Regions from separate parts of the Mus musculus genome. Here all the other regions are linked to region 3. The links are chromatin loops, found by intact Hi-C in ENCODE. Cell type or tissue: left cerebral cortex. All regions are shown on one strand.

Region 1 (8,000 bases), 230 kb after region 3:
TCTAAGTTCAATCCCAGCAACCACATAGTGGCTCACAACCATCTGTAATGGGATCCAATGCCCTCTTCTGGTGTGTCTGAAGATAGTGACAGTGTACTCACATACATGAAATAAATAAATAAATAAATCTTTAAAAAAAATTCCTCTACAGTCTTACAAGAGACTTGAAAACACATGGTTGCATGTTTTACATTACTGTTCACAGCTACCTTATACATAACAGGAAAAAAAAACTGGGCTGTAGTGGCGCACCCCTTTAATCCCAGCACTTGGGAGGCAGAGGCAGGCGGATTTCTGAGTTCAAGGCCAGCCTGGTCTACAAAGTGAGTTCCAGGACAGCCAGGGCTACACAGAGAAACCCTGTCTTGAAAAAAAAAAAAAGAGAGAGAGAGACACCCCCAAAAAAAGGTCCATACTAAAGGCAATAAATAAACAAACAAACAAATAAATAAAAATCAAAGAGCCACATATACTGAGACTGCATAGAGAATGTTCAGAACAGGTAACTCCATACAGTCAGACTGTAGACCAGTGATTGCCAGGAGCTGGAGGTAGGGAGATGAGAAAAGACAACTAGAATACAAGTACCTCTGTAGAAGCCAGGCAGTGGTGGCACATACCTTTAATCAGAGCACTCAGGAGGCAGAGGTAGACAGATTTCTGAGTTCGAGGCCAGCCTGGTCTACAAAGTAAGTTCCAGGACAGCCAGGGCTATACAGAGAAACCCTGTCTCAAAAAAAAAAAAAAAAAAAAAAACAATCAAACAAAAAAACCCAGGTGTCTCTGGGAAACAATGAAATGTTCTAAACTGACTGTGGTGGTGTTTTTATCTTATGATTACATAATTTATTTTATTTTTAATGAGTTTTTTAAAGATGTATTTATTTATTATATGTAAGTACACTGTAGCTGTCTTCAGACCTCCAGAAGAGGGTGTCAGATCTCATTATGGATGGTTGTGAGCCACCATATGGTTGCTGGGATTTGGAACTCAGGATCTTCGGAAGAGCAGTCACTGCTCTTAACCGCTGAGCCATCTCTCTAGCCCCAGATTACATAATTTAAAAGCAACATTGACACATTATCTCAAATCTGTTTTGAGATTGATTCATTCATTCATTCACTCATTATGTATACAGTGTTCTGACTGCATGTATGCTTGCATGCCAGAAGAGGGCACCACATCTCATTATAGATGGTTCTGTGCCACCATGTGGTTGCTGGGAATTAAGCTCAGGACCTCTGGAAGAACAGCCAGCAATCTTAACTTCTGAGCCATCTCTCCAGACCTCAAATCTGTTTTTAAGTTATCTGTTTCTGGACATGACTTGATAAAACGGGTTCCTACTGGACTCTGCCTTCCTTCATGTCCAAGGTTGAAGTCAACCTCTGTGCTTTTCTAATGCCTTTAATAAAATCAAACAAACAAACTAACGCAGGCGGTTTGAAATGTATTCAGATTATCTTGGGGGCAGGGCGTCACTGTGTGCCTTTGCCTTCCCACATGCACTTTCTTCAGTTTTAAGAGGATTCTAGTTTTGTGGATTTTAAGAACATGTTTGGTAGGTTTCCTTATAGCATTTTCATACATCATTGGTTTTGGTTGACCCTTCCTCTCCATCTCTGCTAAAACTATTCCAGTATCCCCAATACTCCTCCTTTCTAATGCATGTCTGATAATCCCTCCTCCCCCAACAGGCCTTTCCCCCAAATCCAAATGACTGAGCAGTGAGTATGAAGGTCTCAAGCAGGAAGCTGAAGGCTCTCCAGTAACACATCCCACCGCCCTGGAAAATGATACCCAGCAGCCTGGCACAGTGTAGGGACCACTCTGGAAGCCTAGGTCAGACTATGTGTTGAGCATAGGAATCTGAGATCTTACGAGCAACATAACAAGATATTTGTTAATCAAAAACAAAACAAACCAGGCCTACTGAGGCAGGTCTAGAATCCCAGTCACTTGGGAGGCTGACCCAGGAGGTTCACAAGTTCAAGCACTGTTTAAGCCACAAGATAAATTTAGGGCCAATATAGTTTCAAAATAAAAAGGAGGACTGGGGCTATAGTAGAGAACCTGTCTAGCACATAAGAGAGTCAACTCCCCAGCACAGCAGGAGAGAACAATGTACAAGAAGCTACCTAAGTCACACTACTTAACACTTGTATTTATCTTGCAGTGCTACAAACAGAAACACAAATTCTCAATTCTGCTTGGCCAGTCCTGTGCCATTCAGCCATATCCTTAGACTACTTTCTTTTTTAAAGATTTATTTATCTGAGTACACTGTAGCTGTCTTCAGACACACCAGAAGAGGGCATCAGATCCCATTACAGATGTGAGATGGTTGTGGTTGCTGGGAATTGAACTCAGGACCCCTGGAAGAGCAGTCAGCAGTCTTAACCACTGAGCCACCTCTCCAGCCCCTTAGACTACTTCTTGTATTTATTACAAACCCATATGTATTTCCAATTTCCCCATCAGATTAAGCATCTCTGGTTAAGGCTAATACTGTGCAATAAAGCCACACCAATGCTTAGCAAGGTTACTGACCCAGAGGGTTGTTTGTTTGTTTGTTTGTTTGTTTCAATATCGAATTACACCTTGTCAAAACACCAAACTCTGAAACTGCAAACCTCTTTTTACTCATTCTTAAAATGAAGCTAACAATACCAGTCCAGTGGTGTTTGGGAAAACGAAAAACGCTGGCCCTGTGCCAAATGCACCATCTGGCATACTGGGGTGTGAGACAGAGGTTATCTGTGGATAGTGTTGGATTTGATGCCAAATCTTTATCTTTATATTCGCCCCGTGTCCAACTGGTATTCTTCATTCGCTTCCACAATTTGAAAAAGTCTACCCGGGCCCCAAGAAAGCGCTGGCCTCCAGGCCTGACAACCTCAGTTCGATTCCTTAGCATGGCGGAAAGACAGGAAGGACTCAGGCGAGCTATCCTATGACCCCAACTCGCACACGCACAATAAACGATTGGTTTTTGTATATTTTATTATTTTATCTTTAAAAAAAAGAAAGAAAGAAATAAGAGTCTACGCGTACCTGGCGTACAGCAAGACCTTTCAAAAACAAAGAAAAAGTCTCTTTCTTTTCATGCAGCTTGACTCTTAGAGCATCACACCCATCTCCCCGGTGTACACAACCCAGAAGCCGTCCGCCGTCCGCACACATCAGACACACAGGTAGACAAACGCGTCGGGAAGCCATCTTTCCCAGTCAGACCATCAGGGTCACACCCTCCAGCGCCCGATACACCGGGTCCCCGCACAAAGGCCGGGCCTCCCCTCCCCCGGCCCCACTCCGGTCCCCGGGACCAGCGGTTCGATCACGGCCTCACCTTGGCCCGCTTGCGCCGGCTGGTCCGTCGGCCCTCCGGGGTCTCGGCTATTCCGGTCTCCATGGGCGTCGCGGAGCCGGGCCCGGCTGTGGGCCCCGCCTGGGGCCCAGCAGACCCCGGCGGCTCGGCTAGGCCCCCGGGCGGCGAGGCCCGCGGAGGCTCCTTCTTTCGGGGAGTGCGCTCGCCCGCCGCCCCCGTAGCCATGTCGGTGGGGCCCGTCAGGCCCGCGGGCGGCGCGGCCACCTCAGAGCCGTTCTCGGCACCGCCCGCCGCCCCGGACCCGGCCTCGGTCCCAGCAGCCGCCGCCGCCGCCGCTGCCGCTGCCGCCGCCGCCGCCTTCTTCCCAGACAACATCTCGGGCCGCCTGGCCGCCGCGGGCCGCAGGGGCCGATCGGTCTGCCGCTCCGTGGGTCCGCAGCCGCCTCGCGCCTCTCCGCCCCGCACCTCTCACGCTCCGTGCGAAGCCAAACACCCCCGCGTGCGCACGCGCCCTGCGCGCTCCCGCCGCACCAGGACAAAAAAGCAGCCGCTTGTCCCCGGCTCAAGACCAGAGAGCGACGTCCTGGAGGCTAGAGCGGCGCCGCAGCTCCGATCGCGAGGCTGACCTAGAGCGCCCCCTGCGATTGGGAGTGCGACCCAGCATATCCGCCTGACTTCGGGTTCTGAGCCCGACCGTTTTCATCAAGGACTCTCAATATTCACCCCATACACTAGTCACTTCAACTAATAACATTCACTCTCCCTGCAGGACAAGGGGTGGATTATGGAATTCCGGCTTTCAGAGGGCTTACTACCTAATTGAGACAGGGGAACACTCTGAAGTACAACTTAATTAATGATCACTTAATTATCCTGTGCTCTGTAACTCAACCTTTAGAGCACTGGCCCAGAATGTATATGGCCCCGAGTTATCCCTAGAGCTAGGGAAACTAGCTTCATAATGGCCCTGCTTGGACTGTGGGGAAATAAAGAGTGCACGAATTTCCACGGTAATAAAATAGAGAGAAATGAGGAATTTCTGGTTTGAGTCAAAGTGGACTCGCTCTTGCCTCCAAGCCGTGTTTATTTTCTTTCTTGAGGCTGCACATGCTCGCCACCATGCCTCCTCCTCCATGCCTCTCATCTCCAGGCGCATAACACTTCTTCAACCTAGGTCAGTTCTTTCTTTTCTTTTTTTCTTTTTTGGGGAGGGGGGTGGGGGATTGGTTTTTCCGAGACAGGGTTTCTCTGTATAGCCCAGCCTGTCCTGGAACTCACTTTGTAGGCCAGACTGGCCTCTAACTCAGAAATCCACCTGCCTCTGCCTCTGCCTCCCAAGTGCTGAGATTAAAGGCATGTGCCACCACTGCCCGGCTTGGTCAGTTCTTTCTAATGTTGTGAATGTGGGTGTTTTATTCATGAGATGTTGAGATGTATAGGATGTTGGGGGGCTATGAGATATTCACCAGAGAAGAATGCAGGCATGGGTTTAAGCCAATAGAAAGTATTTACTTGGGGCCTGGGGAGATGGGGGGCTGGAGAGATGGCTCAGTGGTTAAGAGAAGTGACTGCTCTTTCAGAGGTCCTGAGTTCAATTCCCAGCAACTACATGGTGGCTCACAACCATCTGTAATGGGATCTGATGCCCTCTTCCGGTGTGTCTGAAGACAGCTACAGTGTACTTAGAAATAATAAATAAAACTTTTTTAAAAGCTTCAGTTAGCCAGAAGCAGAACTACAGAAGCCAAAAAGCAAGGTCAGTCCATTTCCCAAAACTACGGACTTAAATGGATTAAGCCTTTGTTTTAGTTTTGGCAGGTGGTACTGTCTATGTGTTAAGTTTTACAGCTTAAATGGTATTTCCACCATTGAGTTAACTGTGGTAAGATCTTTCAGCCTACTAAGATTTGGGGCCCTGTTACAGGGTTTTGCTGGTTTGTTTAATTCTTCCAAGGTGATGAAGTTGAACACAGAACAGCAGGAGGAAGGTTGCTGGAGGAAACTCCATACCTTGATCGGGGTGATGCTTACAGAGGTGTGAGTATTCACTAAAATTCACTGAACTCTGTGAACAAAATAGACTTTAAAAACAAAAACAAAAAAAAACTAGGCCTGAAGGTGGTGGTGCACGACTTTAATCCCAGCACTTGGGAGGCAGAGGCAGGCAGATCTCTGAATTCGGGGCCACCCTGGTGGTCTACAGAGCAAGTTCCAGGCTGACCAGGGCTACACAGAGAAACATTATCTCAAAAAACAAACCAAAAAGCAAAAACAGTACGCAGGAAGAAAAAAAAAATGTGTTCACAGGACCACGTATGTCCCATGTGTGAAGTATGTTTTCATGGTCACAATTAACAAAATTGGTGAGTGTGGTAGAATTATATTGAGGGGTTGGAGAAAGCTTTGTGAGGAAGAGAAGAGAGCAGTTTAGAGAAGAGTTCGTAATGTAAGGAAGTCTAGGGCTAAATCCTGCTCTTCCATCATAAGCAGGTGATATGATATATGGTGTAAAAGATGTGAGCGTATTACTCTCCCGTCCCCCTGGCTGCAACTGTTCTGCTCCCTGCCTCGATGGATTTGAACTAGCTTAAAACAGTTCAAGGTACACCATCATGGTAGAGGAGCCAAGGCAGCAGGAGCTAGAGCGAGCTGGTCCCATGGCATCCACAAGCAGGAAGCCCGGAGGGATGAATGCAAACACTGCTCCTCTCTCCATCTTACACAGCCCAGGACTGCAGGAAAGGGGCCATCGGGAAAGCTGCCCTGTCTTCCCACTTCAGTCAACATGGTGAAGACACTCCCCCACAGGTATGTCCGAGGCCCAACGCCCAGGCGACTCTGTCACTAACATTAACCATGGCTCTAGGCAAGCACTGTCCCAGCTGACCCACGTCTCCAGCTCCCCACATTATATTGATCCATTCATTTATCAATGCGTAGTGGATTGCTTCAGATTTTTCGGCTTTTAATCTGCTCCCTTATTTTTTAAAAGATTTTAAAGCCTGCTGCTTTAATCCAAGCACTCGGGAGGCAGAGGCAGGTGGATATCTGAGTTCGAGGCCAGCCTAATCTACAGAGTGAGTTCCAGGACAACCAGGGCTACACAGAGGTACCTGCCTCAAAATAAATAAGTAAGGGATAAATAAAGGATTTTTTTTTTATTTTAGTGTGGCGGTAGTGGGGGTGCCATAGCATCGGTATGGAAGTCAGAGGCAATTTGAAAAGTTCAACTCTCCCTTTCTAAAATATGGATCCCAAAAATTAAACTCAGTTCGTCAAGTTTGGCCACCTCACTGATACAACACACACACACACACACACACACACACACACACACACACACACACACTTGACTCCCAGACACCTTTTTTATTTTTTATTTATTTATTTATTTATTTATTTATTTATTTTGGTTTTTCGAGACAGGTTTTCTCTGTATAGCTCTGGCTGTCCTGGAACTCACTCTGTAGACTAGGTTGGCTTTGAACTCAGAAATCCGCCTGCCTCTGCCTCCCAAGTGCTGGGATTAAAGGCGTGTGCCACCACGCCCGGCTTTTTTTGAGACAGGATCTTAGCATCGCAAGCTGGCCTCCAACTTGCTGTATAGTCAAGGATGCCCTTGAACTCCTGATCCTCCCGCCTTCACCTGGGATCACCTGACTTGACCGTTTGGGTTTTTATGAATAATGTTGCTACGCACATAGATGTACAATTATCTCACCAACTCCTTGCTTTTGAAACTGGTCTTGATGGGAACAGGCTTCCAACTGAGCCTGAGCTTCAGTCAGGGTTCAAAGTGATTGTGTATCTTAGTGACCTGGCAGAGTGGAGTGGCGGGGAGGGGCTGGGGAAAACAGTGGGTAAAGTGCCTGTCGTACAAGCAGGAGGACACACAGCCAATCTAGAACCTATGTGATAGAGCCGTAGCTGTATGCGCCTGTTCTCCGGCACTGGACTGGAGGAGAGACAGGCAGACTCCGGGGGATTCCTAGCCCACCTGTCTAATTGGTAAGCTCAAGAAAATTGAGAAGACCCCATCCCAAAAAGCAAGGTGGGTGACTTGAGGAGTGAAACCCAAGGTTGACCTCTGGTGGCACATGCACACAGCACGCGCGCCCACGCATGCGCACTGGTCTAGCATGCCTGAGGCCCTAGATCAAATCCTCAGTCTTGCAATAAATAAGAAAATAAACAAGCAACGGTGTTATTGGTGTTTAAAATGTTTTAAAGGACGATTCTTCCAATTCTTTGAGGGTATTCTCAAAGTGAGGCAACTAGCTTATCCTCTTTTAAAAAGTCAACATCTGTCAGGTAAGGTGACACACGCCTGTAATCCCAGCACCCAGGAGCCAGAGGCACAAGGACCACGCGTCCTTAGACCAGCCTGGCTGCATGGAAATACCTCTCAAAAAAGAAAAGAAAACAACAACAACAACAAAACAGTTGCTCTTAACCATTGAGCCATTTCTCCAGCCCAAAATCAGCATCTTAGGGTTACTATTGCCTGCCATGATGAAACACCATGACCAAAAGCAACTTGGGGAGGAAAGGGTTTATTTGACTCACACTTCTGGAAGTAAAGTGGTCACTGTTCATCATGGAAGGAAGATAGGACAAGAACTCAAGTAGGACAGGAACCCAGAGGCAGGAGCTGATGCAGAGGCCATGAAG
Region 2 (8,000 bases), 54 kb after region 3:
ATCCTCAGGCTTCCACCTCCTGAGTGCTGGGATTGCAGGCATGGACCACCATGAATGGCTTGTGTGGTGCCAGAGAATCAAACCCAAGGGTTGGTTGGTGTATGCTAGCCGAGCTGATCTGCATGCCCAGCCCTCTTCTCCCGTTGTGTGCCCAGCCATCTAGCTTTGAGTGAATGCTTATAGTGTGCCAGAGTAGTCCTAGGCCTTGGGTGTAGCAAGATGACTCAGGCTTGGCTTGCTCAGCCAGGAGCTCATCATGGCAGATGATCGTCAGGAAGTCATCACAGTAGATGGACTTAGAGTAATCGTGAGGTATCTGATTGGAATCACAGTGTCTCTCCCGAGGCTCCCTGCTGGTGGGTATTGCATGACCTAAGCATGATCTTCCTCAGTTATAACCTTGTGAGGTAAGCACCTTTACCATGGTCACGATGCGACACACGCTCGCCAAGGTTCCAGAACTGGAACACGCATCTGGAGTTATGCAGCCATTCAATGCTGAAGTCAAGAGTCAAAGTTGGGGGGAATCTGCCCTTGCATGACTAAGCCCACTTTGGTGTGAGCCTCCCTGGAGGGACCCACTGTCCTACGCATCGGGGATATGAGGACCACTGAGAAAAGGGGTCATTAAGCTGGACCTGGAGGAGGAGGCTGGTACCCAGAGGAGGTAGGAAACAGTCTGTCAGTGAGGAGATGCTGATGCTAGGAGGGGGAGGAGAGCTTTCTAGACACTGGGGGTGGGGGGTGGGGAAATGAGAGCCAGATCTTGCTGAGAAAGAGCAGGGGTGTAGGGATAGAAGAGGTTGCGAAGACCTGGGGTGTCAGAACAAGAGAAATAGGGCCTCTCAGGAGGCTGTGGGAGGACCTAGAGATGTCAAAGCCTTAGCCAGAGACTCAGAGCCCTCTCTCTGCTCAGGCAGTTGGCTTCCCGGAAGCTAGAGGTTAGCTTGGAGAAGGCAGGAAGCTCACTGGGAATCGCACCCGCCCCCACAGTGTTCTCTCTCACTTTCCTTCCCTTCTCCTTATGGTTGTGACAATGATTCAGACTACAAAGGTTCTGGGGGCAGTGAGCCCCTCGGTATCAGGGTACCAGGACTGCCTGTGTGGCCTGTGAGGACATGCTGTGTCCTGTCAGGGCACCAGGATTGACAGTGTGCCCTGTGCGGTCATGCTGTGTCCTGTCAGGACACCAGGATTGTCGGGGTGTCCTGTGCGGTCATGCTGTGCCCTGTCAGGACACCAGGATTGTCGGGGTGCCCTGTGCGGTCATGTTGTGTCCTGTCAGGGCACCAGGATTGTCGAGGTGCCCTGTGCGGTCAGGCCGTGCCTTTGTTTACACTTTTTCTCAAGTTCTCAGCCCAGGAGTGAAAAGAGGTCCCTGTCACCTGGCCTTCAAGCCTCTCTAAGCCTGCCTGTCTTGCCCCTCCAGCACAGGTCATTTACTCCCTACAGCTCCGTCCCATCCAAAGCCTCTGCAGCAAGTACCTGTCCTGCGGTTGTTTGGTTGTTTGTTTGGTGCCTCTGCACAGCGACTGCCCCTGGGGAACCTTCTCTGCACCCCTTGCCTAGATGCCTCTGGCCTGTCTTGGAGGCTCAAGGCCAGGGTGACCCCTCCCATGTGCCTATACCCAAGGGCTTGTATACCTCTTCCTCTGCTTCTGCTTCCCACATTCTGCTCTCCCCAGCTGTGTGGAGGTTTCCTCCCGGGGGGGGGGGGGGCGGCAGAGATGGCACTTTGCACAAATGCTAGTCCCGGGAAGGACTGAGAATCTGAAGTGAACTCCCTCCATACACATAGCTATTTCCATCAACATTGCCCTGAGCAGTTCTATAAGCAGGTGCTATTAGAAGGTATTGATTGCTTTAGGTGTGTCCTTTTCTCCTGTCCTTTCTTCTTCCCTTTCTCCTCCTCCTCTTCCTCCTTTTTTCCTCTTCTTTCCCCCCCACCCCCCCACCATCATCACCATCATCATTATTTTGAGACAGTCTCATAGAGTCTAGACTGGGCTCAGACTCCCTGTGAATGTAGCCAGTGACCTTGAACTTCTAATCTTCCCTAGTGCTGGGATTAAGGCATGTGCCGCTACTCTTTGTTTATTAGATGCTGGGTGTTGAAGTCAGGTGTTTGTGCATGCTAGGCCAGTATGCTTCCAACTGAGCTATGTTGCGCATATCTTTCCCCAGGGCTGCTTCAGATAAAAGACACACACACACACACACACACACACACACACACACTCGTGACATGCCACTGTCTACTCTAAAGTATGTAGTTTTCAGCTGCAAGACCTCAGGGTAGGACCTTGGCAGCTGCCATGCTGGGCTGTGTATCAGGACCCTCTGGCCCTCCACAGGGGTTCAGCCAGGACACTAGTAGCACAGCCTATATTAAGGCCACCTATGTTTGGCATTGCTCAATCTCCCCATCTCCAGTGTGGGGAAAGAGCCAAGGGCCTAAAGAGAGGAGAGACGGCTGATTGAGGTGTGGCTGCCCATAACTCCTGTCTATTCATGCCGTGGATTTATTTGCCTGGGATCTGCGCTAAGACAAAAAGAACCTCTGCATTATTAATGACCATTGATCACAGCCTTCCAAAAAAGAGAGACTGAGAGAGATGGAGGCTCCAAGCCAATCACAAATGACAGACCAGGAGAGCAAGGGGTGGGGGCGGAAGGGGAGGGCCAGGTGGGCAGAGAGTTTGGCGCAAATAGAAGGACACGGAAGGACGCTGCAAGCAAGGCGTGGAATAGCTGCTGAGTTCTCAGTGTGCTGGTGTGCCAGATGTCAAACAGCTGTGTGGGTGCTGGTGGGTGTTTCCGGATCTCCCTATGCACTCCCCCCCAAAGGAGACTCAAAGACACAACTTTTACCAGGGATGAAGAGTCGCGGTCACTTCATGATGCTAATAGGGTCAATTCATCAAGAACACATAACCAGTCTACTGGTGGATGCTGGTGATAACAAGACATGAGAATATACAAACAGTAAGGAGACACAGTGGGTGGGCAAGGACACGGAAGGCCAGGTCCACCGGAGCTGTAAGGAACCTGGTCAAGCAGGAGTCTTTGCCCTCCCTGTCTTTGAACTCAGCTCTCTCTCTCTCTCTCTCTCTCTCTCTCTCTCTCTCTCTCTCTCTCTCTCTCTCTCTCTCTTTCTTTTTCTGGCTCTCTACATCCGCAGCCCCTACTAAACGCTGAATAAGGGAGCTGGCGGTCATATCTGCTGCCCCAACTTTGGGATCACTCTGCTTGCCCAGCAGGAAACTGTACTCATTCCACCTCTGGTGTGTGGCCGGGACGCTTCCTACCTCCGGTCTGTCCTGAGAGGCTGCTTTCCCGGTGAGACTTTCTCCCCTCCCCCGCCCTCCCACCGCCTCCGACCACCCTGTCCACTCCCCACCTCCTTTCTTGCTTTATTTTCCTCCTGAAACATCTGTCATCTCATTAAGTACATCGTATCCGCCCCAGTAGAACGTGAGCCCCAAGGGGCGGGGGTTGCACAATGGTTTTAAGCCCAGTGCATAGCCGGTGCAGATATAAAGCAGATCGATAAATACTTGCTAAATTAAAGGTAGGGGGCGGGAGACTCAGCTTGTGAGGAACCCGCGGATGGAGTCTAGGCACGGTCCACTTTCCCCGGACAGTCCATTCCTTCCTACAGGTGGGCCTCCTCCACCCGCATCCCCTGCGTCCTCCTACCGTGGGGTTGGGGCAGGGGCTCCGGGCGGGCCTCCCCTGCTGTGGGCGGGAGGCCGAGTGGGGAGCGAGCCCAGCGGGGGAGGAGCCGGGGAGCAGAGCACGGAGCAGCGGCGGGCGCGGGCAGGAGCCCGGAGCCCGAGCTGCAGGCGCGGAGGGCGGCGGCGCCCGGAGCTCAGCGGGGGTCGTGGAGGAGGCCGGGCTGCAGCCCTCAGGGGTGCGAGGCGCCCACGGCGTTGTTCCGTACCTCCCGGCAGGGAGCTGGTAAGCGCGGGAGCTTGGGGCGTCGCAGCCTCGCGGGGCTGAGCCTAGCCGGGCGGGTCCTGATGGGTCACCTGGCGTCCCGCCTCTGTGCGCCTCTCGGACGGGACAGGAGCGCACGGAAAGACGGTCCCAAAGGACCATCGGGGCCCGAAGGGAGCATCCCGGATGGTTGTCCAAAGCCCTGGATCGTGGGGTGGGTGGAGGGATTCCCCAGGGGAGGCTGCGGGACCCTGGGAGAGCGTCCTCCGTGTCCCGCGCTCTGGGAAGATCCCACTGGACAAGAGTGCCCCCCCACCTCGGCCCGAGGTGAAACGTCTACCCCCAGGTGGCCCCGGTGACGGCCTAGGGAATCGGGGAGCCCTCTACCGGCCAGGTCAGGGGTGACGCCAGTACGGGAGGGGACTTGAAGGAGCGTCCAGTTTGGAGCTCGGGTTTGGAAAGGGCCCTGACTTGCTTGTGACCTTGGGCAGGTCACTGCTTCTCTCTGAGCCTCAGTGTGCACATCTCTCAAATGGAGAGGACGCTTCCCTTCACTGCGGATTGGTGGGAGTGGGTGAGAGACCGTGGATGCCTTTTTATACGCGGTAAAGTTCTCTGCAAATCCTAGCTTTTCGAGCAACATCAGAACTGCAGAGAGCTCAGGGAGATTGGCTTTATTGCAGATGGGAAGAAGGTGGCAAAAATCTTGCCCAAAGTCTCAGTACTTGTAGAATGTAATACTCAACGCCCCCGGCCCGGCCCCCACCCCCACCCCCACCCCCACCTGCTCCCACTCGCTGGGTTTGGGGACCATCAGAGATTAAGATCCTAATACTCTCAGGCTGGCCACATTAGCAAACTAGCCCTGGCTACTTGCTTAGCTGCTTAGTCCTCTGAGCATTGGCTCCCTCCTATATGAAACGAGAGTGACAACGACCACACTCCAGGTTTGCTTTGCAAAATCAAATGGAATCACTGCCTAGTATTACATCTGACCTCAGACAGGAACTCGGCCTTCCTCGCCAGGCTTTGTAGTAGCAACCTCAGATCTCATCTTGGGAATTGCTTTATGGCAGTGGTCCTCAAACTCTGAGTCTCAACCCCTTTGAGACTCGACCGACCTTTTCACGGGGGTGGGGGTGCGGGTTGCCTAAGAGTTCAGAAAACACAGATACTTACATTATGATTTATAAAAGTAGCAAAATTACAATTATGAAGTAGCAACAAAAAAATAATGATTTTATGGTTGAGGGTCACCACCACATGAAGAACTGTGTTGAAGAGCGGCAGCATCAGGAAGGCTGAGAACACCTTATGGTGTTTTCTAGTGGCATTTGTGTTGCAGGTCTGTGCTTTCCTCTACATGCCAGTGACATTGGCTAGACTCTCAGCCCTTCCTATAATGGTCCTTTTATGACAACAGCAAGCTGGCCACTTGGGCAGCTGAGCTTTGATCACTGATATTTCCCAGTTGGTTGGCAGAAAGTGGGCTTTATTCAAGAGACCAGGACTCCATTGGAAGCTGGAGTCCAGGCCAGTAGGTATAAGTGGCAGGGTCTAGGGCCCCCACTCTTCTCTATCCGATGACAGGACCAGGAATATAAAGATGGCTCTTTGCCTTTACTATCTCCCTGATAGAGAGTGGATCTGCTGTGGTCCCTTCTCTCTCTGGATGGATAACGTTTCTTTTTGGCAAGGGTGATATGAACACAGACAGAAATATGTTCTGAGGCTGGCATTCCCAGACCTGAGAGGGAGCCCTCCTTGTTGAGATGGCTCACAGCAGGCCCACAGGGTCCAAGGTCAACATACAGGAAGCCAGATCCAATTTAAGGTGTCCCCATCCCCCTGACTCCCCCTCCACAGTGAACACTGTGGCCACATATTCCTCTTTGTTGGTTTTTTTTGTTTGTTTGTTTTTTGTTTTTTGTTTTTTTTTTTTTTTTTGCAGGCTCATCTTCGTATGCCCAGCACTGGGTGCCCTGCTGCCCTGGGCCCTCCTCCCCGAATGGTAGACCCTCTTTCCCTGGGTGATCTCACCTTCCCTCGGGCTCTCCATACCACCCCTGAGCACATGACTCATAGGTGGATGTCTCCAGCCTAGAGCACTCTTGGGCTGGGAAGCCACCGCTTACCGGGGACACAATGATGAGCTCGACAGAGCTATGTGTTATGTGGGCCCGGTGGGGGTGTGCAATGGAGAGACCGCCAGTAAACAGATAAAGTGGAAAGTATCAGCTTGTGTTAAGGGCCAGAGCAATCTCAGGAGTAGCACCGGAAGGGAGGAGAGTGTTGGTGGGTGAAGTGGTGTGCTGACTGGGGAGGCAGGTAGGAGCTGATGTCAAAGAGGTGATGGTGTCAAGGCAGACAGTTGGGGGACTTGTAGATCTTGGCGAGGCTTTGGAGTTTGTCCTGGATGATCAGGGGCTATTGGAGTACTATACACAGAGTGGAGAAGGCCGGAGTGCTACTCAAACCTATTATCCCAGCACTTGGGACACAGAGGTAGTTGGATCTCGAGTTTGAGGCTAGCCTGGGCTACAAAATAAGACTGTCTCAAAAACAAAAGTGAGAGAGAAAGAGAGAAGGGGGGGGAGAGAACATGGGGAAAGGGAGACTAACATTTATTATTATTATTATTATTATTATTATTATTATTATTATTATTGTAGGGGGTGAGGTCTTGGAGGGGGTCAAACTCAGAGCCTGTGCATGCTAGGCCAGCCCTCTAGCCAGGCCTGGACCCAATGCTGCTGATTTCTTTTGGGTACTTTTGGGTCCTATAAACAGACTTATTCTAGATTGGCTGCAAGTGATGCAGTCTGGAGTGGGTAGGGAGTGGGATTATCTTCAATGAGCTTCTAGCCATAGACAGGAGGAGCCACAAATAGACTTGAAGTCAGGAGATCAAGGAGAGAGATTGGGGGACTAGGAATATAGCTCGGTTGGTAGAGTGCTTGCCTAGCAAGCCTAACAGGGCCCGGTTTGATCCCTAGTGCTGCATACAACGGGCCATGATGGTGCACATCTGTAGTCCCAGCACTCAGGAGGTAGAGACAGGAGTTCAAGATCATTCCTGGCTATATTAGCTACTTGAAAGCCAGCCTGTGCTACATGTGACTCTTCAGAGAGTGGGTGGGAAGGGCTTCCAGAGGAAGTGGCATCTGTAGCAGAGATATTGTGTCTTTAGGCAGACAGAGCAGTCCAATGTAAGACAAACGAATGTCCCAAATATGTGGGGAGAGGGAACAGAACCTGGAAGGGTGGAAGATACAGAGACCAAGGCTATCAATGGTGCTGTTGAGTCATGGTGTGTGTGGGGAGGGACTCTGTTTTCTCCTTTTTATGAGATAACTGGGGGAAACAGCAGAAAGGGGGAAAGCACCAGTTTGGGTGCTGGGCTGGGGGCTCAGCTGCACAGTGCTTGCTTCGAATACATGAAACCCTGGGTTCCACCCCAATCCAGAAAGCATCAAGAGGGGCTGACAGGGTGGCTCAGTGGGCATTGCTGCCAAGCCTGTCGGCCTGGGAACATCATGGTGGAAAGAGGAAGGATACCTCAAGCTGTCCTCTGGCCAAAAGAAAACAAAAACAATACATTTAAGTAAGAAGTTGGTCCTAGTGGTACACACCTGTGAACCCATGCCTCAGGAGGCAGAGGCATGAGGGTGTCCGGTCTGAGGCCAATCGGGGCATGCTTATCTGGCAGGCACAAGGCCCAGGGTTTGGTCAGCAATATGGAGGTCAGCCAAGAGGTAGTCTGAGTGACAGGACTTGACTGAATTTGTTTGTTTCTTTCTTTCTTTGGTTGGTTGGTTGGTTGGTTGGTTTTTTTGGAGACACAATTTCTCTGTGTAGCCCTGGCTGTCCTGGAACTCTCTCTGTAGACCAGGCTGGCCTCAAACTCACCTGCCTTTGCCTCTGCTGAGATTAAAGGTATGCACCACCACTGCCTGACTTTGACTGAGTTTTGAGCTCCTACAGGGAGGGACGTCAGATAGACTCACCACAAGGCATTTAGATTACTAGCGATGAGGGAACAGGTCTAAGAAGGGTAGAAT
Region 3 (8,000 bases):
AACCAATCCATCAGATTAGCCTGTGGGTGAATCTGTGGACATTTTTTGATGAAATATTCATTTGGGACGGCCCAGGCTACAGTGGGCAATGCCACCCTGGGCAGGTATCCTGGCCTGTATAAAAAAGGAAACTGTGAACTGGACAAATGGCTCAGAGGTTAAAAGCTCTTGTTGCTGAAGATTCAAGTTTGATTCCCAGCACTCCTAGGGCAGCTCACAGCTGTTCATAACTCCAGGTCCAGGGTATCCAACACCTGATCTCAGCAGTCACCAGTCGTACACAAGATGCCCAGACATACTTGCACGCAAACTGCTCATACAAATATATATCTTTATAAAGGAAGAAAGGGTCTGAGTCAACTCAGTACGCAGTATTCCTCCATGGTGACTGCTTCAGTTCCTGCCCTGGCTTCCCTCAGTGTTGGATAACCTGCAAGTATTCGCTGAAATAAACCCTTTCCTTTCCAAGTTGCTTTTGGTCATGATGTTTGCCACAGCAACAGGAAAACAACTAGGCCAGTGTGTGTTCCCAGGGATAAATACAGCACTTCATGAATGCCATGCAAGCACTATGCCATGCCATTCATCTGCCATCTGCTTCTAATGGCTGAACTGACTACAGTCATTTCAAAAAGGGTTTCCTTGCTGTGAAGAGACACCCTGACCAAGGCAACTTTTATAAAGGACAACATTGGGCTGGCTTACAGTTCAGAGGTTCAGTCCATTATCATCGCAGTGGGAAGCATGGCAGCATGCAGGCAGCCACGGTGCTGAAAGAGCTGAGAGTTCTCCATCTTGATCCAAAGGCAGCAGCAGGAATATCTTCTGCAAGCAGCTAGGAGGACCTCTTACACACGGGGTGTAGCCTGAGCTTAGGACCTCAGAGCCCAACCCCACACTGACACCCTTCCTCTAACAAGACCACTTCTCTTAATAGTGCCACTTCTCATGGGCTGAGCAAATTCAAACCACCACAGGTTGATAATGCCAGTGTGCTTGAGGTCCCAACACTAGGTGAATCTTATAAGCAGTGGTGACCGAGGATTCCAACAAGTCACAGTGTGATTCCACACATGTCACAAAGCTATAAACCAAAGCCAGGAAGGCAGACTGGCCAGGAGGTATGGCATGAAAAGAGCACCCCAGTCATTGCCTTTTGTCAGCATGGTAATTCTGTAAGTATTCTTTATGCCTCGTTAGTTTATGTGTTTCATACAAGTCATTGACCTTACATTTTTATAACGTTTAAAACTGAGCTCTAAGACAACCTATGATACAGCTGACAGGTAGCACCTGCCTACATCCCCAAGGGCTTGGGTTCAGTCTCGGCATCACAAGGGAAAACAAAACAAAACTCTAGCCTCATAGTTACATTTTTGTCAAAAATTATTAACCTCATAGTCTCAGTAAAATGACTGGCACCCATGCAGTATGATGGAGGGCGACTGGGGTGACCCATCACAGTGCCACATGGCTGTATCACAACATATATAAGTTACGTGAGCACATACGGCTATATAAGATGTTACAGCAGCATCTTTACATACACAGTCACACACTGAGATCCATTGCTCGCATCATCCCTTGAAAACTGCAACTCTTGTCTTTCCATTTTATAGATGAGATAAAGGCTAGGAAGGTTGAATCAGGAAACAAGCCTATTACATAATAGCCAACATGCTGAAACCCTGTGGGATTATACACACTTACAGTAACCAGCTTGTGTGTGTAGTTTTGATCAGCTTCCTTTGCCAGCTCAGTCTGCCTTCAGTCAGCTTCTAAGGCAAGCTCTGTGCTTTCCCTCTGAAACAAGCGTTGCTTTGCTGCTGGAAGCAGCTGCGGCTGAGTCGTCCCTCCCTGGGTTAGCAAGGGAACAGTCAAGGTCACAGCTCAAAGGTAGCACTAGCCTAGCATCCCAGTGATCTGGGCCACTGGGTGTCACAGACAGGTGTGGCAGAGGACAACAGCACAGAGAGGAGGAAGCAGATGACATCTAAGATTGGCACAACTCACAAAGCAAGTTTCAAGATGGCCAAGGCTACATAGAAAAACCCTGCCCTAAAAAAAAAAACAAAAACAAAAAAACAAAACAAAAAAACCCCACAATTTTAAAAGGGCAAGGCTCAAAGGGGCAGTATTTCTGTGAGTCACCTACGTAATAAGCTTACAAGCAGACACCAGAACTGGGCCTTCAATTAAGATAGTGGTTCTCTACCTTCCCCTTGCCCTGAATACAGTTCCTCATGCTGTGACCCCCAACCACAAACTGATTTCTATGGCTACTTCATAACTCATTTTGCTATGGTTATGAATTGTAGTGTAAATGTCTGTGACTTCCAGTGGTCTTAGGTGACCTCTATGAAAAGGTTATTCTGCCCCAAAGAGGTCACGGTCCACGGGTTGAGAACCACTGGCTTAAGGCCTTGGTCCTCCCTTTACCTTTCGTTAGAGCTGTGAAAACTGGAGAGTCCTCTAGCCTCTAAGAGGCATCGTTCCGCACAGGAAGATTTCCCTTTAAATGACCAAGCTGACTGAGTCATCTTAACTATGAGACGGTGGGGCAGGGGCCTGAGTACAATGTTTGCCTAGCACGCAGAAGACTACATTTGATCCCCACTACTACAAAAAGAAAAAACAAATTAAATTAGCTTCATGAAGACATTATTCAGAACTAGAATAGTAGCACTCAGATTGTCTGTTGCCACGGAATGCCAGGGAGCAGGAATCGAGCCTTTAGATTGCCCTCTACTCGGAGAGAGCCAGTGATCGGAGGCAGAAGCTTCTCATAGCAGCTCGTCACGGACCAGCTATTTTATGGTGGAAATGAAAGCAGTCATTCCAGAGCTCGCCCCCACCCCACCCCCTGCCGCCCCTCGCTGCACCTCTGCTTAGGCAGCCAGCCACATGTTTGATTCTTGTGATGGTTGAGACTCTTTCCGTATCATCTCTGTCACAGTCTGTCATTGTCTGGACTCTGGGGCTCAGTGTTTCCTGAAATATTGAGGCGAGTTTGGGTCTGCTGGCATTGATCCTGCACTTCAGCCGCTGACAGAAAGGAGAGTCAACGCAGAACACATACATCATGGATACTCTGTGTGCTAAGCTAATTAACACACACACAAACACCTTTCTACAATATGGGATAGGAAAGTGCCCTTTTCCATCCTCTATTGCCTACTGATTGGAAGGCAGTGTGTCTCTGGGCCTTTTGGATAATTAATGTTAGTTTCTGTCAGAATCTGTGTTCCAAACTAATACTAGGGGCTAGACATGTAACCTAGTTGTAGAGTGCCTACCTAGCATGGAAGATGTCCTAGCACCCACCTACCCACACCCCCACACCCTCCCCCCACACCCTTCATACAAATCCATGGTGTTGGGGGTGGGGCATAAAGCAGTATCATAATTCTGGATTCCCAGACCTTAACTCTATAGTATGATAGATTTTTCTTACAAATATTTGTTGGACAACTAGAAACACTGGGGAAAAATAAAAAAGGCTAAAAGATAACATTCTCCAAAAAGGAGACAAAAATATGATAGGAAAGACAAGTTATACTGTTCCCTAGACACAAATATGATAGGAAAGACAAGTTAGACTGTTGCCTATTTTAGCCACAAGGAGGCGCTACGTACAAGGGTTACAGGCTTCTAGAACAAAGAACCACCTGTTCGTGTCACAGAAAATAGTGCTCTTCACATTTCAGAGACTTCTCTGAAGTCTCATCTCCCTTGATGTTCACCATTTTGAACTCTGACAGAATGAGCATTAAGCCTGAAATATTCCACCAATACATTATGAACTGTATAGCATGCATGAGGCCCTGGGTTCAATCACTAGCCTGTCTAAATCGTTCATGATGATACACACCTGTAATTCCAGAATTTGGGAGGTAGAGGCAAGAGGACCAGAAGTTCAAGGGGAACTTAATTACTTGGGGAAGCTGAATGCCAGTCTGGGCTACAAGAGACCCTGTCTCAAAAAGAAAGAAAGGAAGAAAAGAGAGAGGGAGGAGGGGGAGGGAGGGAAGGAGGGAGGAAAAAAACAAACCCCTGTCTTTCTTGGAGAGGCTGAGTGGTAGAATCCTTTGCCTGTCATGTACCAGACCTGACTATAACCTAGCACAAAAACACCAATTTACAGGGTTCTATCTATTTTGGAAATGCTGAGTTTCTTGGCTAAAAGTCAGGGTTTTTGTTGTTTGTTTGTTTTTGAAACAGAGTTTCTCTGTGTAGACCTGGCTAACCTAAAATGAACTCTGTAGACCAGGCTGGTCTCAAACTCAAGAGATCCACCTGCCTCTGCCTCTCAAGTGCTGGGATTAAAGGCGTGCACCACCACCGCCCGGCTAAAGGTCACTTTTTAATTCTACTCTGGTCTATGAATGTTTATTTTACATAAATGACACAAAAATAATCTTCAAACACCAAGCAATGTTAGTAATGGGGTATTTTTAAAAAGTTTCCTAGTTCCCATTAAAAGCAAGATGTGATTCAATAATTTAAGTCCAATTCAATCAAAAGAAATACTTTCCGAGGCTGGAGACTTGGCTCAGCGGTTAAGAGCACTGACTGCTCTTTCAGAGGTTCTGAGTTCAATTCCCAGGAATGGCATGGTGGCTCACAACAACCATCTGTAATGGAATCTAATGCCCTCTTCTGAGTGTCTGAAAACAGCTACAGTGTTCGTACACATAAAATAACAAATAAATCTTTTAAAAAATACTTTCCATTATTTTTTTCTGAAACTTTTGGACCCGTGCTCCGAAAGACTTTCAGTTTTCTCGGTGATACTGTCACATTCTTAAGAAACACCCCTGGGCTGGAGAGATGGCTCAGTGGGTAAGAGCACCCGACTGCTCTTTCAAAGGTCCTGAGTTCAAATCCCAGCAACCACATGGTGGCTCACAACCATCCGTAACGAGATCTGACTCCCTCTTCTGGAGTGTCTGAAGACAGCTACAGTGTACTTACAGATAATAAAGAAATATTAAAAAAAAAAAAGAAATCCCCTTTTCAATCACACTTGAGCTTATGTGCTAATATGGCAACTTACTGGAGGGCCACTAATAGACTCAGGGTTGACTTCTATAAAAATTTGGATAGTGGGCTGGAGAGATGGCTCATCGGTTCAGAACTCTTCCAGAGGACCTGGGTTCAATTCCCAGCACCCACACTGCAGCTCACAACTGTCTGTAACTCCAATTCCAGGAGATCCGACACACTCTCACAGACATACATGCAGGCAAAACACCAATGTACATAAGATAAATAAATCATTAAATGTATTTGGACAATGACATTAGAAATGTGTAGCACTTCCCTTGGTGTGAAGGAACGGTTTTCCTAGAGTATCAACCATCTAAGCTCTGCCCCCTGCCCTGGCTGGAGGCATCAATTTCACTTGGCTGTTCTGGTGTATAATACATCAGCAAGAGCAAGAACGTTGCTTTCCTGTGACCCCCATCTGGCAAATTACTGCATTTGTGGCCAGTCCAGAAAGACCTGGGACCGACATTTGACATTGGACAGACTTGTGAGACTAAACCCTCATCCTGTTGGGTCTGTGTAACTTTAATTTTTTTCAATGTCTATTTTCCCTTCCAGCCCACCACCCACCAGAGGTAGTGGAAAAGAAAGGATATGGGGGAAGTGAACCTGTTTAGAAATGGTTCTTTGGAGCAAGTCTCATCTGCACTGTCAGGAAATCCGCGGTTCAGTTCACAGATTAGCAGGCAGCGGCAGCTCGATCCACTCGCAAACAGTTCACGGATACATCAGCAATCCAACTCAGTAGTGTTGGGATAGTAGCAGAGATGACATGACCATGACCTAGCGGGAACAGCCAGACCTTAGCACGAGTCAGCAGAAGGGACCCAGAGAAATACCAGAAGTTTTCAGCAGTGCATCCCTCAGCTCAGTGAAGATGCGACCAGCATGGCACAGCTAGCTCTATAAGCAAGCCAAGCCCAGACTCCATCACTGTCCTTTTTTATACTCCCTCCAAATATCACCTGCCCTCCCCGGGTCTAAGAACTCTTAGGTTTCCACGTCAGGTCTGTGCTTCATGCATTGACAGAGTTGAGTCATTGGACATTTGGTGTCCTGGGAGATGGAGAATTGGTCACCAGTTGGTGCAGGGAAACCTGCACATTTGCTGTCAGTGCACGTGCGTCTGTCTCAGCTGACATCACTCTGCCAATCAGCCTGGGTCCTTGAAAAGTGGCAAGAAGCTGCAACACACCACCAGAAGTGTTTTGGTGCATTTCTATGGAGACCTGACAAATGGAGCTCAACCACGCAATGTAAGCAGACCAATGCAATGTCGTTAGGGAAGAATCCTTCATCTCATGTCCTTTCACGTGCTTGCTTTAGCAGAACATCCTCTCTCCTGTGTCTGCTTCAGTGAAACGTTCCTTCTCGAGTCTGCCTTAGTGAAACTTCCTTTCATCCGTATCCACTTCAGAGAAATGTTCCTTCACTCATCCAATTTAAGAAAACCTCCTTTCGGCCGGGCAGTGGTGGCGCATGCCTTTAATCCCAGCACTTGGGAGGCAGAGGCAGGTGGATTTCTGAGTTCGAGGCCAGCCTGGTCTATAAAGTGAGTTCCAGGACAACCAGGGCTACACAGAGAAACCCTGTCTCGGAAAAAAAAAGAAAGAAAGAAAAGAAAAGAGAAGAGAAGAAAAGCTCCTTTCACCTGAGTCCACTTCAGGAACACACATTCCCTTCACGTATTTGTCCCAGCAAAGCACCATCCGACGCAACTGACTTTCCAAAGAACTCTTAGGTTTCCACGTCAGGTCTGTGCTTCATGCATTGACAGAGTTGAGTCATTGGACATTTGGTGTCCTGGGAGATGGAGAATTGGTCACCAGTTGGTGCAGGGAAACCTGCACATTTGCTGTCAGGTATCTTGAGTAAAGGAATGGTGAATGCATACATCAGCACGTGGCCCTCAGATAATTTAGCTTGTGGTCAGCCATTATATTTATCTGCCAACATACTTCCTTTGAATTCCAAGCATCTTTTCTTTGAAATCCTCTTTAGAGGACTTATGACATTTCTCAAACATGATAGGTCGCAGGGCCTTCACCTCTGGCCTTGGTCCTGCCAACATTGAAAGGCTTCATGTTCTCAGAAGACTCAGTCTCAGCAGGCTGTGGTCCCATCCAGGATGGCTGATGGGTTTGGCGCTCATTGTTGATGGAGGAAAGCCCACTGTCTTTGGCCAGACAAAATCGTTGATAACTGGTCACTGTCCCCACCCTCCACCTCCTGATGTGGTCTCCCCCACTTGCTATGAGTTTTCTGGAAGCCATTATTGCTCCTTCCCACGTGGATTAGGGAACAATGTCAGCTTCCAAAGCTGAACATGTTGCTATGGGAACCTAAAGTTATTTGGAGTCGCAGAGCAATAGTAAGCAATCATTGACACAACCTGAAACGCGCCATAATTGTCCCCCAAGAATAATAGGTGGAATATTTTATCCTTAGGTTGGGGGAACTTTTGTGCTTTGTCCTGGGGATGGCGAGGAGCTGCTGAGGGCTGGAGGTTGGGAGAGATCTCCTGGCTTTCCTGTGTCATCCTGATGCTGGAGTCCCTTACATACTTTCTTCTCTCTCAGCTGCGTTTTCTCCCGTGGAAAGTGGGGCATCCGTCTAGAGCTGAAAGGGACGTGGGAGAAGCCGTGTGAGCCTCTGAAGTGGGTGTTGTCTGCACATTCTCTAGATGAGGGGCCGGCAGGGAGGGGGAAGCCTGTACCAGTAACATGACCTTGCTATCCTTAGGCAGGCGTGCACACACACACACTGCTCTGACTGCCACCCTCAGCATTTTTAAAGGGTTATTTATTTTTACTGTATGTGTATGAATGTCTTGCCTGCCTGCATGTCTGTGCACCACTTGTGTGCTTGATGTCTGAGGAGGCGTAAAAGAGGGCATCAGATCCCCCAGGACTAGAGTTACAGACATCTGGGATGCACAGTGGGGAGACGGG

Evidence for each region. Peaks named below come from ENCODE experiments on the same cell type or tissue, not always from the same donor. Only the 100,000 strongest peaks of a DNase experiment are listed, where the experiment ranks them.
Region 1: it touches region 3 in a loop (2.6-fold over the local background); 5 of 42 quality-filtered maps call a loop at or near these places.
Region 2: a loop joins it to region 3, with 2.4 times the contacts of the local background. A loop is called at or near these places in 4 of 42 quality-filtered maps.

The regions. Positions count from the first base shown.
Region 1 is chr4:136,598,882-136,606,881 of GRCm38, forward strand. Kdm1a (lysine (K)-specific demethylase 1A) reads right to left here and starts at 3,842. Exons shown (of 20, transcript NM_001347221.1): 1 at 3,351-3,842. The coding sequence starts at 3,704. In left cerebral cortex, CTCF peaks have their summits at 1,160 (motif pointing right), 2,298 (motif pointing right) and 3,969; DNase peaks (open chromatin) are centred at 2,756, 3,257 and 3,896; H3K4me3 peaks cover 1,935 bases; H3K27ac peaks cover 1,117 bases.
Region 2 is chr4:136,420,791-136,428,790 of GRCm38, forward strand. Htr1d (5-hydroxytryptamine (serotonin) receptor 1D) reads left to right here and starts at 3,822. Exons shown (of 2, transcript NM_001285484.1): 1 at 3,822-3,960. In left cerebral cortex, a CTCF peak has its summit at 4,335 (motif pointing left); DNase peaks (open chromatin) are centred at 951 and 4,405; H3K4me3 peaks cover 983 bases.
Region 3 is chr4:136,366,305-136,374,304 of GRCm38, forward strand. No RefSeq gene overlaps it. Among named protein-coding and RNA genes, the nearest start is that of Gm31295, 17 kb to the right of the region's middle. In left cerebral cortex, a CTCF peak has its summit at 3,614 (motif pointing right); DNase peaks (open chromatin) are centred at 1,704, 3,625, 7,379 and 7,691; H3K27ac peaks cover 597 bases.